Regions from separate parts of the Homo sapiens genome. Here region 2 is linked to region 1. A link is a contact called in ENCODE Hi-C or POLR2A ChIA-PET data. All regions are on one chromosome and are shown on one strand. The core of a region is the stretch at or near the end of the contact, and the rest is flanking DNA. Distances in the headings are between cores, read along the strand shown.

Region 1 (6,529 bases), core at 2,079-4,578:
CAGACCTGGTGGCATGTATCTGTAGTCCCAGCTACTCAGGAGCTGAGGTGGGAGGATCACTTGAGCTGGGGAGGCCAAGGTTGCAGTGAGCCAAGACTGCACAACTGCACTTCATCCAGGGCAACAGAGCGAGACTCGATCTCAAAGAAAAAAAAAAGAAAGTCCCCTACCCAATCTCCAATCCCTTTGTATTTGTGTCCTTTGTGGTCCTTATAACCATCTGAAATGATGTCATTTGTGTACATGCTTGCTGTTCTTCTCACTTACACCCATCCCCGCTCCTGTAGATGTTAAACTCCATGAGAACCAGCCCCTTGTCCATTTTGGGTGTCACTGTGACCGCAGCACCAAGCATAGTGCCTGCCATAGGAGGTGCTCAGTAAATACTTCCTAAAGAAAGGAAGAAAAGAATGTGCCCTCTGTGGTTGGCTGAGTGCAGTTGTGGGGGCAGCTGACTGGGTAGGGAGGAGTGGCTTTTTCTTCTCCGTTTCACTCCATCTCCTCCTGTGCCCACAGTCCCAGAAGACTCTTGAGATGCAACTGGGGCTTGCCCCTGAAAGGAGGGGAAGCAAAATCATCAGTCATTTTCCATTTGTGTTCTGGGCCTCAGGAAGGCAGGACAGGGACGTGGGCAATGAGACAGGCCTGGGCCCTTCTAAGACTCCCTGTTGGTGGGATCTGATGCAAGTTACAGACAAGAAAAATAACTTGCAGGTGGTTCAAGTTTGGGTTCTGAGAAAAGAAAAAAAAAAAGGGATTCTGCCACTTATCAGCTGTGTGGCCATGGGCAAACTACTTCTTTCTGAGCCTCCGTTTCTTATCTGGTGATACTGTTGGACAAATCCAATGAGATGCGTAGAAAGTCTTCTACACATGGTTCAATAAATGGAATCCGTTGCTACTGTTAATTTCACAAGGATTAATGTTTTAAAAGCACTTGGCACATAGTAGATGCTTAAGAAATGTTCTGCAGCCAAATAAAAATAACTTAGAAGAAGACCTTGACATCACTATTAAAATAAAATATTGTGATCTAGTTTTTTTTCTCAAACTCCCCACATGCCTGTAAATAAGGAAGCTGGTTCTGAAAGAGGCAAGGCTGGAGATAAAAAACAGCAGATGAGGACATTTGTACGTATTCCCAACTTGCATTGCCAGACCTTGGTCATGACCCTAAACCCTGGACGGTTTTGATAATCTAATTGTCAGATAACACATTCATTGGAGGCCATGTGATTTTTAAATCACTCCCACAGGAAGAGAAAGAAGAGGAAAAGGGAATTGGTAAAAATAAGAATAACTATCCTCTTACGCCGCTCTAGAGCTTCTCTGGATGCCACTTAAAAAAATTCTACCAATTTCCCTTCTTTTTTCGGACATGGAGTCTCACTCTGTCGCCGAGGCTGGAGTGCAGCAGCACGATCTCGGCTCACTGCAACCTCTGCCTCCCCGATTCAAATGATTCTCCTGCCTCAGCCTCCCGAGTAGCTGGGATTACAGGCGCCTGCCACCACGCCTGGCTAATTTTTATATTTTTAGTAGAGACAGGGTTTCAACATGTTGGCCAGGCTGGTCTTGAACACCTGACCTCAGGTTTTCCACCTGCCTCGGCTTCCCAAAGTGTTGGGATTACAGGTGTGAGCCAGCGTGCACAGCCCTCATTTCCCTTTGTTCTCTCTTCTTTCTTATCCCTAGGGGATCCTTAACTTGAGTCCACAGTCTTCCCACAAGAGGGCTGTCAATACAATTCAGGTACTTGGATGGGAAAAAATTGCACCTTTGTTTTCACTAACCTCTCACAGAATTTTAGCATTTTCTTTAATTATGAATGTAGGCAACAAACCCTGGTACTATTAGCAGTGCCTGTGACTTTGTTACCAACAGCAATCATGATTATTTTTCTACCTTATTGCAGATGTTGCAGGTATCTTGAAATGTTATGTACACGTATCACTACTTCAAAATTATAGTAGTTGTCAGACTCAAAGTTAGGGCTTGGTATTTAATGAATTAATCAAATAGCACATATATATATTTCACACAGTAAAAAAAGTTGTGCTGTGTTTTGAAATACCTGTTTTTCTTTGTAAGCCTATGTTTCTTATTTTATGTACTTATAAACATTATTCTCAGAATGGTCCATAGGTTTCAACAGACTGCTCAAGAGATGTAGGCAGAAAAAACCATTAAGAACCCCAGTGTATGTAAGGATTGCTAGAGCAAGATTCAAGAAGGCAGTTTTATTTAGCTCCAGCCTCTTGATCCATCTTAATTCAGGTGCTTGGAGTGGCATTGACTATTACGTGGCCTCATGGGTCCACTCATGCCCAAATCTTTGAGTACTTCACTGTCTAGACTCCCGGGGTAATGAGCATGTTACTGACAGTTAATATGTGTTTATGAGGATATTAGATGAAACTGGAGTTTGTACCAGTACCAACCCTTGAACTGATTAAATGCAGTCTTTATGATTGTCTATGCCTTGGAACCTGTATATTTTCAGGTGAAATTACTAAGGCTTGCCATGTGCTTATCATGAAAGCAGGGCATTAAAGGTCAATTCTGGGCCTGGCAGTGTACATCTGTAGTCCCAGCTACTCAGGAAGTTGGAGAGGGAAGAATGCTTGAGCCCAGGAATTCAAGGCTGTAGTAAGCTAAGATTGTGCCACTGCACTCCAGCCTGGGTGAGAGAGCAAAGCCCTGTCTCAAAAAAAAAAAAAAAAAAGTCAATTCTTATTCGAAGTGATATAGCTTTTATGAACAGTGCAAATGATTGGAAATAGTAATACACCAAGTAGAGTGTTTATCCATAAGCAGATACTACATGGTGTACAACAGAGCTAGCTTGTTATTCAATGTTGAAGACAGGGGCTGTTGATTGAACTTAGAAGGGTGGGGAGTAAGGGAGTAGGGGAACTGCAAACCTGGAGGTGCTGGGAGCTAAGTCCTAAGGGTCAGATCCAATATATATAGCTTGGCTTTGTTGGAAGGAAGGAATGAACAGGGCCTTTGGTGAGAGATGACAGGAGATAAGAGATGTTGAAATCCATTGGTGAGATTTTTGACTTGCAGCAGGGAATGCTAAGGTTTCTGAGAAGTGGAGCAATAGCCTGCAAAATGCTATGCATGGGAATATTGGCTGAAAAAAATGAATGGGAAAGCAGACAAGGGGGCATTTTTGTAGCATAAATATTGCCACACATTATGAAAAGTTTCCTGTGAGTTAGCTTGAATGTTGTAGGAGGAAAGAAACATTTCACTTTAGAAGATTGTGGGCTAAATTTAGGTTCCTTTGACTAAATATAAGTTCCTCAGCATGACTAATAACACAGGATATGTGCATCCTGAGAAAGACGTATACACCCACAATGACACTTTTCCACCTGCCCACACCCAGGTCCTGTTTTACAAGGTTGGTATGTTTAAGTGTATTTTACTTTGCAGTTGTTCAGAAGGATTGCATATTTTTGAAAAACTACTTCCTGAAAGAGGATGACTGTTTGGAAAGGAAAGAAAAATCCTAGCTGGCTTTGGTGGTAACAGTTGGGAGGCATACCCACGTGAGCTTTGGTGGTAACAATTCCTGAAGCTTCTCCAAGGGTCCACGTGTTCCTGCTGTTGGTTGCCAGAAGCCAGAATAATAATGGAGCTGAGAATATGGGATTTTTGTGAGAAATTCCAGGGGCATTCAGATTTCACAGCAGAAGCAGATGACTCAGATGTCCTGCGCCTTAGAGAGATGCGTGAATCCCTTACCTTTACCATACTCTGAATTGGTCAACGGCAGAATGGAAGCCCTACAAAAATTGAAAAGTTGGTTGCATGCTAACATTCATAGTGGAACTGAGTTGAAAATTTTATCCTTGTATTTCCAGACTCTCTGATTAGATTGTTTTAGCTATGCTCTCACCCCCAATTCTGAGAACTTTTCAACTGTGACTGAGGTGTGGATGGGTCAAGCATCTTTACAATGTGACAAAATCCCCATTTCTCCTCTGATTTACTACTAATGGGGAGATAATTCATTACTGTGAAGTGAGCCTTTAATAGATTAAAAAAGTTGTAAGAATATGTCACATAGGGCAGGACCTAACAGGGCTGGGCACTTTATTGAGGTGACCTTATTTAATAATATCATTAGTTATCATTTATTGGACTCTGAACTGAGCTCCCAACACGGAAGATGTAAGATTTATCTGCATTTTACAGATGAGAAGACAGAGGCACCAAGCAGTATAACTAGCCCAAGGTCACACGGCTGATATGCAATGGAGCCAGGATTAGATTTGGGCCATTTGACCTTTACTGCCTGGTAAAAGCCCTGAAAACTAGGAAGGTGATATTATTCCTGTTTTACGATTGGGCAAACTGTGGCTTAGAGAGGTGTATTAGTCTGTTTTCACACTGCTATAAAGAAATACCTGTGACTGGGTAACTTGTAAAGGAAAGAGGTTTAATTGACTCACAGTTCTGCATGGCTAGGGAGGCCTCAGGAAACTGAAAATCATGGCGGAAGGGGAAGGAGGCATGTCTTACATGGCAGCAGGTGAGAGAGAGTGAGCAAGAGCAGGGCAAACTGCCTTATAAAACCATCAAATCTCTTGAGAACTCATTCACTATCACGAGAACAGCATGGGGGAAGAATGCCCCCATGATCTAATCACCTCCCATGACGTTCTTCCCTCAACACGTGGGGATTATGGGGATTACAATTTGAGAATTCTGCCACTGAACCACCCATGCGGGGATTAGAATTTGAGATGAGATTTGGGTGGAGACAGAGCCAAACCATAACAACAGGTTAAGTAATTTACCCATATTCACACAATTAGAGACCTATAAAGATACCTTCCAGAGTAGTATTGTCCGATAGAAATATAATGTGAGTCACAAATGCAAGTCACATGTGATTTTATGTTTTCTAGGAGCCACACTTTAAAAAGTAAACGTGTCAGCAGTTGGGATGATATATTTTATCTACCCCAATATATCCAAAATACTGTTATTTCTACATGTAATCAATGTAGAAAACTTACCCATGAGGCATTTTCTCTTTTTTCTTTCTTACTAAGTCTTTCAAATGTGGTGCATATCTTAAACTTGCAACCCTTCTCCATTTGGACCAGCCACATTGCAATACCCAGTAGCCTCGTGGGACTACTGAAAAGTACAATTCTAGAGTGGTGGTTCTCAACCCTTGCTGTGCAGTGGAATTACTAGGGAGCTTATAAAACACAGATGCCTGAGGCCCATTCTCAGAGATTCTCATGGAATTGATCTGGGGTGCTGCTTGGGTGTTAGGATTTTTGTTTGTTTGTTTGCTTGTTTTTTGAGACAGAGTCTTGCTCTGTTGCCCAGGCTGTAGTGCAGTGGTGTGATCTCGGCTCACTGCAACCTCTGCCTCCCAGGTTCAAGCGATTCTCGTCCCTCAACCTCCCGAGTAGCTGGGATTACAGGTGTGTGCCACCATGCCTGGCTAATTTTTGTATTTTTAGTAAAGACGGGGTTTCACCATGTTGGACAGGCTGGTCTCGAACCCCTGACCTCAAGTGATCCGCCTACCTTGGCCTCCTAAAGTGCTGGGATTACAGGCGTGAGCCACTGCACCTGGCTAGATGTGAGGATTTTTAACGACCTCCCTCCCGACCAGGCAGTGCCCAAACTAACTGAGTAGAAAACTGTAGCCTTTGTACATTAGAGAAGTTTCTGTGAGTTTTCTGAGATGAGAACCATTCAGAATGACTGCTCTGGCAGTATGCTTTGCTAGTTGACATTAATGAATGCCAAGCAATGCCCAACTAATTTATTAATTTCTCTCCATTTACATTTCCCAACATGTTGACCAAGTCTCCAGAATAATATAAGAAAAGAGATTTTCTTTCTCTTGCTGATTTACACATTGGTCTGGATACATACCAGTGAAAGTAAATTCAGACATAAAATTCTACTCTTTTAATTGAGGTCAAAGGTGTTGGTGTCAGCCTGGAATCTCTGAGCTGTGGAGAAGAGGAAGTTGGGGTTTGAAAGCTGCAGGTGGCTGCCAGAATGAGACAAGTCTAGTGGGGAATGCGTGGGAGGTGCTGGGTGAAGAAAGGAGGCAATTGTGTTTCGCCTGAGGTCTGAAGGCTGCATAGCCCGCTGTGTCTCAGGACGTTCACAAAGCTGCCCTCACCAGAAGCGTCGCGTCCACCTTCCCACTGGACCAAATTTTTGATTCTGCCCCTGAACCCTGGATATGAAACCCAATACTGAAGAATTAAAATGTCTCATCTCACCCGGAGGTTCAGTTGTCCTTAAAATGCTTTTGGATTCATTTGGAATAATTTCTATATTGGCTTCTTTCATTTAAATCCAAATATAGCTTCAGTATTTCTGACATATTTATTACTTTCCAGAATGGAAATACTAGTTCTTCTGAAGTGGTAGCTATTTAGTTATAGTCAATTTTGTTAGTTATGTTTATTTGACTTCAAATTAAGCCAGAGAATATGCAAACACTGCAGTGTCTTCCACAGCCTTACCAAAATGA
Region 2 (6,529 bases), core at 1,891-4,390, 57 kb after region 1:
ATAATGGGGACAAGCAGAATTTTTTTCTTCAACTATTTTACCTTTGCCTCTACTATCTGATGCATATATATGGGTTAGGGTGTGCAGTGTTTTGTAGACTGTTTTCTTCAGGTTGTTTGAATTGTTTTCAGCCATGGGTTTTATCCAAATGAAGTTTAATCTGGATCAATTATCTCCCACAGGTAATCCAGGGGACCACAACTTTGCTGCCTCAATGGGACAAATGTGTAAACTTTATTGAAAGTGCCCTCCCTTATGTTGTTGGAAAGATGTTTGTAGATGTGTACTTCCAGGAAGATAAGAAGGAAATGGTAAGTGGTACTCCCCAGCTAGCAAAAAATAATGGCAATTTAGCCAGATCTGACAAGGGTATATTCAACAGGCTAATGTCAGCCTTCCAGGTGGTAGTGGCCTGTGGGTATTGTCTTCAGATTCTTTCAACTTCTAAGTGAAATAGGAAGAAAGGTCATCAAACGAGAGTGAGGATGAGTTAGCAGGTATTGAAGGTTAGAGGAGAGAGAAGGTGTGTAGTTTTCCAGGGGAGTGGGAGAGTGAATAAACTGAGGGAATGTAGTATAGCTGCTTGAGGGCAGGCATGTCCAGATGTAGGTGAGGTTTGAGGTATTGAATTTAAAGAGGGACTCATCACTGTGGCAACGTGTTCTTCTCCATCTGTTTCAACTGCATTGGAGAAAAGGGTGTATTTTTTTTTCTTTCAGCTTTATTGAGATGCATTTGACTAATAACAATTGTATATATTCGAAGTATACGGCCGGGCGCAGTGGCTCACACCTGTAATCCTAGTACTTTGAGAGGCTAAGCCGGGCAGATCACTTGAGGTCAGGAGTTTGAGGCCAGCCTGGCCAACATGGTAAAACCCCATCTCTACTAAAAAAAATACAAAATTTATCTGGGCGTGGTGGCAGGCACCTGTAATCCCAGCTATTTGGGAGGCTGAGGCAGGAGAATTGCTTGAACCCCGGAGGCGGAGGTTGCAGTGAGCCGAGATCGCGCCACTGCCCTTCAGCCAAGGCGACAGAGCGAGACTCTGTCTCAAAACAAACACAAAGTATACAAGATGATGATTTGACATACATTGTGAAATGGTTGCCACAATCAAATGAACACATCTGTTGTCACACTTATTTACCATTGTGTGTGTGGTGGTGGGGGATGAGGACACTTAAGATTTACTGTCTTAGCAAATTCAAGTATACAATACATTATTAGTAACTATAGTCACCATGCCATATTTTAGATCCCCATAACTTATTCATCTTAGAACTAGAAGTTTGTACCCTTTGATCAATATCTCCCCATTTCCCTGCCCCCAGCCCCTGGCAACTACTGTTCTACTCTCTGCTTCTATATTTTAACTTTTATAAAGATTCTACATATAAGTGAGATCATATAATATTTGTCTTTCTGTGCCTGGCTTATTTCACTTAGCATAATGTCCTCTGGCTTTATCTATGCTGTTGCAAAAGGCAGGATTTTCTTCATTTCTTCATTTTTATGGCCAAATATTCCATTGTGTGGTACACACATGCACACATCGCAGTTTCCTTATGTATTTATCCATTGAAGGGTATTTAGGTTTATTCCATATCTTGGCTATTATGAATAATGCTGCAATGAACATGAAGGTGCAGATCTTTCTTCCATATACTGATTTTACTTACTTTGGATATATACCCAGTAGTGGGATGGCTGGATTGAATGGTAGTCCTATTTTTATTTTTTTGAAGATTTTCCATGCTATTTTCCATAATGGCTGTACCAGTTTACATTCTTACCAACAGTATATGAGCGTTTCCTTTTTTTCCAGGAATATTTTGCCAACACTTACCTCTTAAATTTTTGATCATAGCCATCCTAACAGGTAGTGAAGTGCTATTTCATTATGGTTTGATTTGCATTTCCCTGATGATTAGTGATGAAAACCTTTTCATAAACCTCCTGTTTATGTGTCGTCTTTGGAAAAATGTCTATTCAGATCTTTTGCCTATTTTTTAATCAGATTATTCGTTTTTTCACTATTGAGAGGGTGTATTTTGAATTAGAAACATGGATTTGGCCAAGTTTTTTGTCTGCATTTTATTTTTGATGAATTATATTTTACAAATGTCATGAAGTAAAAGATCCAGGCATGATTAATAATAATCCGTGTAGTCAATAAGATACAAATATATGAGCAGCTTGGATGCAGGTGGTCAATAAACACTGAATTAAAGGGCAAAGACATTGTAATGTCATGATTGTTCAAATGATTGGTATCACGTAGTGATACATAATAATACCAAATGGTTGGTATTATGTATCAGTACATAGTCATTATTGATACATAATACATGATTATGTATTATGCACTGAAGTTTGCTTTGCAATACCATATCTAAGTACATTTGTGGCAGGCCAGGTCTCACTAACACAGGCCTCCATCACAACTGTCCCAGCACGTACTGAGTAGCTAGGTTAAACATTAAAAGCTGATTGAACCACTGCCCATATACAAAGCCTGGAATGTAACAAAGAGCCCACCAAGAGTTTTGCCTAGGCTTTTCCTGGATCTTGAAGCATGACAAGATAATGAATGAATTCTTAACAGGACCCTTTTAGGATTAAACAAGTTTTATTGGGGGTCTGAAGAAACTCCACAGGCCTCCACAAACAAGTTTACTGGGGTCTAAAGGAACTCCCCAAACCTTTATGATTTAGCAGGAGACAAGATAAGGGTAATTACCTCAGTACCTAGACCCATTTAGATTAAGTAAACTTACTGAGGCTCCAGAAGAAGGTCTTCAAGACTCACACCTAGTTATAGATTAAAAGAAGTTAATCATTTATGTCTTTCGACGATTGCACACTTTCACGTAGACATATAGCTTAGAAGGTATATGAGCTCTAGAAAACTTTGTAACTTTGAGTTGGTCTGGTGATAATTTCCAGGCTTTCTCCCTGTAACCAGTGGCAGAAAATAAAACTCTGTTCTTCCCCAGTTCATTTGCATCTCGTTATTGGGCCGTGAGAAATAGCAGCCTGACCCTCAGTTTGGTCTGGGAACAAATTGACCTATGTTAACTTGTTTTTACTGTCTAACTATGAGACTTTATGTTTGAACCTGAAAGTTCCCTTGCAAATAATTCCACTGAGGAATTAATGGCTTATTTCAAAATACTCAGTATTCTCATTGCGTGTTTTCTTTTGCTCTTTGGTCAGAGTAAATAGATTGAGATCTTATCAGATAATCACAGTAGTAATATTATAATCTCTGGGAAGGCTATAAAAACAATTAAAGGATAATGAAAGATTTAAAAAAATTATAGCAGGTTTTTTGGCAGTAGAAGAATTTTAACTAATATGAAAAGTATGTGGATTAAACTTGTTTTTCTCAGTTTTGGTGTGAAAGTCCCTTTTCCTTGTGTCAGGGTATGACATTCTAAAATAAAGTTAATTTTGGCATCTTCCCCCTTATTTTGATGTACGTGGGGGTAGTTTGGTAGTTAGGCAGATACTCATCTCTTTAACGTAAAATTGTTTGCCTCCCTTGTGCTGAAGCTGTTTGCCTCAGGGAATACTTAGGTTGGAAACTTATAAGAGAAATATCTGGCCTTTTATAGCCTTTTTTTTTACAGGGCTCCCATCCAAGAACCACCTGGAACCACTGATTTACTTGAAAAACATTCAGTATTATTAGCTACAGTCTAAAGAAAAAGAAAAACAGAAAGATCCCCAAAGGGGCAAATTCCAGAGACCCTAACTCAGATGGAAGGCTGCCATTGTTTATTTACCAAAAAAGTTTGTTAAGCAAATGAATACAGTCAGAAGCTTAAACTTCAGGTATGTCTCAAATTTACATGTGTACATAAATCACGTGAGCATCTGCTTGTTAAAAATGCAGATTCTCATTGCATTTTAACAAGGTTTTTTTTTTTTAAGTTGTGTTTGGGGTAGGACCCAAGAATTTGCCTAACAAGGTTCCAGGTGCGACTGCTGCTGCTGGTCGTGGACCACACTTTGCGCAGCAAGGTCTTCTCATGATTCATTTGTTTGTAAACAGCACCAAAAAAAAAAAAAAAAAAAAAAAAAAGCCTCGGTGACTCACAAGAGCAGGCCAGGCCAGTTGACATGAATAGCAGTACTTTATTTACCAAAACCGGTTACATTAGTGCAAGTAACTGCTTTAATTTTCAGATCATTGAAAATTTCTGTGATTCAGATTGGTTTAAATGGACTGTGAAAAACCCTGCGTTAGGACCTCCAGGCTTTATCTTTTGAAAACTGATACCTAGGTTTTACTAAGAGACTCCCGCCCCACTTCTCCTCCGTGTCTGTTTTGAGAACCTCTTGATGACAGAGTTGGCCCAACTGCCTGTGGTTGGTACCCTCTCTTCTAAAGAGTGAGTGGGAGAGAGCAGTTCACATTGAGGTTTCCTACCTATCAGTGTTCTCCTCCTTTTCACTGGGGAAAACACATAATTCTATATTACTGTTTCACTAAGACTTCCTACATCCAACTGTGCATTTGGACACACCGATACACCAACGTTCTCATACTCATTCACACACACAACCATGGGAATTTAGCAAATTGAATTAGAAATGAGAAGAATAGCATGTAGAAAAGGAGAGTCCTTCAACAGAAAGCCACCAAAAGAGGTCATATAGTACAATCCCTTGCCTCCCAGTTAGCAGGACAGAGCCTTAACTCGTGAGATTGGCTGCAAGTGTTGCTTTGTCTTTGCAGTCCAAAGTAGCACTACCCAATTGAACTGGAATATGAGCCACATATTTTTTTTGAGACAGGGTCTCACTCTGTTGCCCAGGCTGGAGTGCAGTGGCGTGATCTCGGCTCACTGCCACCTCCGCCTCCCTGTGTTGGGATTACAGGCATGAGCCACTACCCCTGGCCTCCATTGACTTTTATATTAACATTTTCTCCCTCCTTACCTCCCTTTCTTCCCCCATTCCCCAGAACTAAAAATCATAACTTTGTCTATCAGAGGACTTCTTTAATTTTTTATCTTATTTAGATGAAGATTATTTATAATTTTAAAACATTCCATTAGCTAAGCATTTAATATTACTTTTGTGGAAAGTTACATGAAAGTGGGACTCCCCTAGAGAATTGATGATATATCATCACTGTAAATAGAGATGATGCTCTCGTTCCACTGTGCCAAGCCCTGATCCATATGCTCATGACCTAAATGGCAGGAGAGAGGATTAGTTGTGTTCAGGAAGGATGTCTAGAGTTATCACTTGCTAATTTTCCCCTTTATTTATTTTTATTTTTTAATACTCTTGTCTTTTTCTTTTTCTTTTTTTTTTTTTTGAGACAGAGTCTTGCTCCATCACCCAGGCTGAAGTGCACTGGCATGATCTTGGCTCATTGCAACCTCTGCCTCCTGGGTTCAAGCCATTCTTGTGCCTCAGCCTCATGAGTAGCTGGGATTACAGGTGTGCACCACCAGGCCCAGCTAATTTTTGTATTTTTTTTGGGTAGAGATGTGGTTTCCTCATGTTGGCCAAGCTGGTCTTGAACTCCTGACTTTAAGTGATCTCCCTGCCTCAGCCTCCCAAGGTGCTGGGATTATAGACGTGAGCCACCACGCCTGGCCTTGTTTGATTATTATTATTATTGCTTATATCTGTAATGTATAAGTAAGTGCCCCAGGTAGATACTCATGTCCATGGAGGGCAGGTGAAGGTTCCAACGAAGGCCAGGGAATGAAGGGATTGTCACCATGGGCCTAGTTGTGACTGTGATGGTCAGGACATATTGGTTTTAAAATGTGGTGATGATAATAACAGTAGCAGTTAGCTTTCACTGAGGTTTAACTAGCTGTCTGGTATTCTTTTAAGTGCTTTCAGTGTGTGAACTCACTTATCCTCACAATGACCCTGTTACTGCTGTTAGTGCCCTCATTTTCCAGATGAGGAAACAGGCTCAGAGAGTTGAAGTAAATTCTCTGGAGTCATATAGCTTGAAAATGGCTTAGGTAGGGTTCAAGCCCAGACAATCTACATGGAAACCAGTGTTCCATTCCCTTGCTTATCTCTGAAGGCACTTGAATCTTTGCCAGTTTTACGAATATGAGGAGACCAGAACCTTCTTAGTGGCTTATCTTATAATTACCCTTGTTAGCAAATTATTCTAATATTAAGATCCTAAAAGGGCATACATTTCATATTTTTTAACATTTCAGAGGTAGGAAACAGTTGGAATAGGTTTGGCTTCCAGTATTTCAAAATTTTAAATATAAATATAGTGGAAACCTAATTCATATCCAACCAGTTGACATCACATTTTTGTATTCATATAATTCTCAGGAGAAAGACGGAAATGATAAGAAGCAAGCTACTATTGATTTAATCTAAGAATAACCTTGCAGGTATATCTTTGGCTCAGTCTACACACTGAGCTCAATTTCTCGTATTTTGTACATACGTCATTCTAAGGAGTGATCCCTGATGTTTGCAGTGGTAACCCAAAGGCTCTGTAAGATTTATTATCAAAGTTTAAAAA

What was found. A loop is a pair of places that touch in the nucleus more often than their neighbours do. ChIA-PET counts read pairs that join two places held with the same protein, here RNA polymerase II (POLR2A). Pooled maps may share reads with other maps.
Region 2: a map of PC-9 shows a loop between it and region 1 (6-fold over the local background). The contact joins two enhancer-like sites. A Hi-C loop is called at or near these places in 1 of 168 maps with a recorded cell type or tissue (PC-9), 2 of 37 single-sample maps with no recorded cell type and 5 of 50 pooled maps. POLR2A ChIA-PET finds 5 or more read pairs at or near these places in 4 of 52 experiments (GM12878, OCI-LY7, Panc1 and 1 more).

The regions. Positions count from the first base shown.
Region 1 is chrX:22,057,448-22,063,976 of GRCh38, forward strand. The region is part of intron 3 of PHEX (phosphate regulating endopeptidase X-linked); the gene reads left to right. Among named protein-coding and RNA genes, the nearest start is that of PHEX, 28 kb to the left of the region's middle. Within about 2 kb of position 3,329, at least 2 of the 41 ENCODE cell types and tissues checked have a DNase peak (open chromatin) inside an H3K27ac peak, as active enhancers do; they include PC-9, where a contact is called at or near this core.
Region 2 is chrX:22,114,276-22,120,804 of GRCh38, forward strand. It overlaps PHEX (phosphate regulating endopeptidase X-linked), which reads left to right. Exons shown (of 22, transcript NM_000444.6): 11 at 183-311. Among named protein-coding and RNA genes, the nearest start is that of PHEX-AS1, 55 kb to the right of the region's middle. Within about 2 kb of position 3,141, at least 2 of the 41 ENCODE cell types and tissues checked have a DNase peak (open chromatin) inside an H3K27ac peak, as active enhancers do; they include PC-9, where a contact is called at or near this core.